Regions from separate parts of the Mus musculus genome. Here region 2 is linked to region 1. A link is a loop called in an ENCODE intact Hi-C map of the cell type or tissue named here. Cell type or tissue: left cerebral cortex. All regions are shown on one strand.

Region 1 (2,500 bases):
CCCATATCTCAGCAAAATCTACCCATGATCCCATGAGCCAGGATGAGTCAGGCTAACAGAGTAAATGAATATAACCTTTTGACCTCTGCTCTCAGGAACAAAGCCAAACCACAGGAAAGTCTCACACTTTTCCCCCCAACAGAACCAAAATGTAAAAAAGTGTTGAAATCTAGTGTGGTCTGCTTATTTTGCTAGCTAAAAGTGAAGTTTTTAAAAAGAGGGGAAGTAACTATTAATATCACTATCAATTTCCCAGAACAACAACTCTGGAAAATCCATTCCGGCTAAGGAATTTTCAATAATATCTGCTACCATTCACCCTGTGATTACCATGACAGTCACTTAGGGTATATAATCTACATCATTATCTACAACAATTCCATGAAGTAGGAATTGTGTTCAACTTTTATGAATAAAGTCCAGTCATTTAACCCCCAAAATATTTAGCTACTAAATGGCAGAGTGGATATTCAAAAGCCATCTTGTCAGACACTAAAACCCAGGTTCCTCACCCCATTTATGACACTACCCTTCATAATAATAGGTCCTAAACACAAAGAAACAAACAATTGAATAAAAATCTATTGAGGAAAACACGTGAAAAGCTTGTCAGAAAAAGAGCTATACATTCCTGAAAGGTGCTACATGGAATCTACATGCTCTGAGTTCTGCCTTGATGCATGTGTCCAAGAATGTATAGGCAAATGGTCCCCGTGTACCATTTCTTAACATGTATTTTTCTCATCCTGAAGAATTCCCTTACTTCTTTGTCTTACTTTCACATAGGAAGCTGTGAATTCCCTTGTCTAGACCCTAGGATCTCCTTTCTTGAATAGCTCTAACTTCCTTCCTGCCAGTCTCCTAATACCATTGGCAAAGCTGTTTTCCATATCTGCCACTTTCACAGTATATCTTAATGTGAGTTCCCTGTGCTTTCCCATGGATCTACTAATTGCCTAACTGTGGGTACTTCCCTTGAGGAGCCCAGCCTGCTCTACCTGTCTGTTCCCTCTCCTACTATAACCAGCTGCTTTACTTATTACCTATTACAGAGGCTATTCTACACCCTCCATCCTAGACAATCTGGCTCCTTAATGTTCCTCCTGATCTCAAAGCTGCATACTGTCTATTCCAAGTCATATTTGTAGAACTGGCTGCCAAGGAAGAAATGCGAGGTTGGCACAGCCTTTTGGACAGAGCTACCTGTCTGTTCACCCTAGGAAACCCCCTTTCACCAAATTATTGCATTCACCAATTAGAATGAAGCTGAGAGACCATGCCTGATGGATTTGCTATGCAAGCTTTTATCTGGGCAGACAAGTGAGTCTGTATTCTAGGAAGAATAGCATCAAATGTAGGGTAGAAGCCGGTGTTCACTTCATTCAACAGTTTTCTTCCCTGTTTTCAAGTCTATATTTCAAAATGAAAGAACTCTGAGGACTAGAAGATGGTGTGCTCTCACTGAGCAGTATTCTTTTCTATTTTTAGCCATTCCTTAACCAGGCTGCAGAGGATTTGTTAACTTGGGATACATACGTGAACATCCAGGGAAGCAACCTTAGTGGCACTCTAACAGTTCACAAAGGATAATGTCACCATGTGTGTTAAGACACAACATCTCTCAGGTTCTTTTTTCTGGGCTGTATCAGCTGTAAGGCGAGAACTGCCAGTGTCTTTTATTTGTCGCTCAGTAGAAAGTATTTGCCTGAAAAGGAAGACAGCACACATGAGAGCCAAGAGGAGGAGGGAGCCCTGCCAACGTCACATGCACTGTTGGATTCAGCCGTGCCTGTGGACAAAATCATTGCTTGGACTTTCGAGTGATGCAGCCCAATAAATCCATATGCTTTTGTAGCTTAAGCGAGGGTGGTTGAAATATTTATATCACTTGCAGTTCCCTGAACTCTAAATAATAAACACTGTGTAGTTCAGAGTCAAGATGGCTGTGTGAGGCATTTTTCAAAATAGGAAACAGATGGTTCTCTCAAATTGGATAATTTGGGAGCATAGTTTAAATTAGGTTCTGTTTATGAAGGTGTGGGCAGAGTGAACTGGAACCACAGGGCTGGAGAAGGGCTATAACAACCAATAACACTCAAGGGCAGGGGACAGTTACCTGAACACAGAACGAGAGAGTCATGAAGAAACAGTAACCCTGGAGGAAAAAAAAGAAAAACCAAAAAAACCATGCTTGATCTAGCCAAGGTGATGGCTGGTTTACAGTGAGCACATAGGGGAAGTGGAGAACTACATCTCCTGCCTCCTTCTAGTAATCCCCTGCTTAGATGCCCACTGGCCACTCAACTGAAGCTCAAAGATGCCTCCGACGCGACTCACACAAGTCTGTTTCCTCAGGCAGAGAGATCCAGAGTGATAGGGTGAAAGTCGGCCTACAGTTCAAGACAAGGATACTCAGTATGGTCTTTCCCTTCACCCTTGTCCTTTGTCCCTCCTCCAGGTAAAGGGTGCATGTTCTCATCTCAAGAGAGATAAACATAAA
Region 2 (2,500 bases), 51 kb after region 1:
CTCCCAGCTCAGACTCTGAATGCATCTGTCCTCTCCTCTTGCTGCATTTCTAATCCTGAAGTGGAAATTTGGCTTAATGAGCCCCAAAGGGCAGCCTCTGCCAAGCTTACTAAATTCTAAGGAGATAATTAACCAGATAGGAAAAAAAGTTTTAATCTTGCAAACATAAAAAAGATTGATATTGTATTATGTGCAACTAAAATTGCACAAGCAAAGCATCCCCCCACCAGCATTCAATAAAATAAATTAAAGGTTAGCCCCAAACTTAGAAATGAGTACCTGTGCTGGTCAGGGTTCTGGATCAGTTCTTGAGTATTTTTAATGACTGAAAGAGTACATACAAAGATGCCCATGCATGCATGCATTTAGTCAGTAAATCTGTATTCTGACATACATATTTACTGACCAGCCACCAGCTGGTTCTGGCCCACCAGAAATAATTAGTTTGTAAGGTCCACCGGAAGTTGTGATTTGAATATTTGATATGATAAAGGATCATAACAACACATAGGTATATCTATAATTTAGGGTCAAAACATAGCAGATTGTCATTCTTTCTTTTTCTTAGTTTTTTTTTTTCCCTGACTCACAACTTCAAGAGGGTCACCAACCAGACATGCGCACTTTCTTCTTGCTTCTTTTCCTTTTTGTGTACTTTCTCACTCACTCATCTGTAAGATTTGCTACATAGAATCCTTCTTCATAAAGTAGTTTGCTGCATCTTCAGAGCTGAGACACTTTGCAGAAGAAAGAGGGTTTGATTAAAGTGAGGGAAGCCAATGCTTTGCAGCAAAAGACCATCAAAGAAAACCAGTCAGTGTTTCGTCCCCTATAACATTTCTCAGAGCACTGGGGCATACGGACTTCAAGACAGTGTGTTAAAGGAGATGTTCAACCTTTGCACATTACACCATAAACCCCACAAAACTCTCTCAGAAAAAGCGGTTCCCCTTAATTTATACAAATGTTTAAACCATTGCTTAAGTCACCCAATATATTTTACAATCTTACTGAACGTGTTCTTTTGATTTGACATGTGAGGTTTTTCTGTACGTACATGTACGCGTGTGCCTTTGAAGGTCAGAAGGGGACACTGGATCCCCTGGAACTGGTACTATAGGTTGTGTTGTACCTGGTTGAACTGAATCCAGGTCCTTCCTCCTCAAGAGCAACAAGAACTCTTGACTGCTCTCGGCCATCTCTCCAGCTCCTGTCCTAAATGCTTATTTTGTCTTTATTTTCCCTCCTCCTTCACTGGTTCTCTTGGTGAAGAGTACACAAGAGTAACCTAGGGTTAGAAATTTCCCTTCTTCTCATCTTTCTTGATTCCTACTTGATTTCTCCAGGGTATTGGTGGATCCTCTTGCTGGCCCCTGAGCAGACCCCTGCTGATCATTGCCAGTGTAGCAGCGCAGATCAGTGACCAGCTGCCCTCCAGGATGGGAACTTCAGATGGGGAAGTGAAACATCGGAACATCTGGAATTTTCCTAGACGATAATTTCAACTGAATGAAGCATTTGAATGATTAGAAGCGAAGTTTCTGTGTTCCATCTGAGAGTCTTTTTATAATCTGTGTCACGCAGCTGCAGGCAGAATCTTCATGAGAGACAGCAGCTTCGGTTTAGCTTCAGCCAAGAGGGAGATGTGAATTAACCATGATTTGAATCAGTAGCATCAATTCAGTTGTTCTGGGGTCTTGCATCATACTGGGATGGAAACAGAACTGGGGAGCAAGGACAAATGAAACAAAGGTCACCCCTTGAACCATGTTTATCCTGTTCCTCTATTCCTTAACACTGACTCTGTCTCTCTCTAACTCTATCTTGCACATATGTACACACACACACACACACACACACACACACACACACACACACACATTTCTAGAGATGTAATTTGTCAAATATCAAGAACAGCTTATGATGTTATTAAACTTAGTGAAAACTTTCCACCACACGATTTACTAAACTAATTTTGAGCTGCTCAAGGAAAGCAGGTCTTGCTTTAGAATGTGTTAACATGAACTATATTTACAGCTTTATTTTATTCACACCAAAAAAAAGCAACTCTAATGATAATGAGTATCCATACCAAGAAGCTCTTCTAAGACGACCAAGTATCCAGTTCTAGAAGTCTGCTGGACTCCTGTGCTCACAGCCTGAAATCTGAACCCCTGAGTCTCATATCTGCATGCTGACCTGCGTCAGTGTTACGTGATATAGGGAGCCAGGTGCAGTCGCAGGGAAATGAACTGCCAACGCTGGGGAAATCAGATTGCAAATTAGAGCTAAGATTTAGAAAGCCCAGAAGGAAAGCACAGTGAAGAGTAAGCCAGGCACAGCAAGTGAGGCAGATGGCTGTGATGCTGAAGAGGGGGTCTGCAGAATGGGGCAAATGTCATGTGGGCAGCAGCTCTTGCCATCCAATCTCCTTGGCAACAAGAAGCTCTAGAGTCCCTTGTCTAAAACTTCTGGAACAAGAAGGGTTGGGAGTAAAGAG

Evidence for each region. Hi-C counts contacts between places; a loop is a spot of excess contacts. Peaks named below come from ENCODE experiments on the same cell type or tissue, not always from the same donor. Only the 100,000 strongest peaks of a DNase experiment are listed, where the experiment ranks them.
Region 2: it touches region 1 in a loop (8-fold over the local background); 5 of 42 quality-filtered maps call a loop at or near these places.

The regions. Positions count from the first base shown.
Region 1 is chr3:137,511,434-137,513,933 of GRCm38, forward strand. No RefSeq gene overlaps it. Among named protein-coding and RNA genes, the nearest start is that of Gm4861, 40 kb to the right of the region's middle. In left cerebral cortex, no CTCF peak of the experiment used is centred here; DNase peaks (open chromatin) are centred at 1,115 and 1,763; H3K27ac peaks cover 2,006 bases.
Region 2 is chr3:137,562,258-137,564,757 of GRCm38, forward strand. No RefSeq gene overlaps it. Among named protein-coding and RNA genes, the nearest start is that of Gm4861, 11 kb to the left of the region's middle. In left cerebral cortex, no CTCF peak of the experiment used is centred here; DNase peaks (open chromatin) are centred at 1,550 and 2,223; H3K27ac peaks cover 2,100 bases.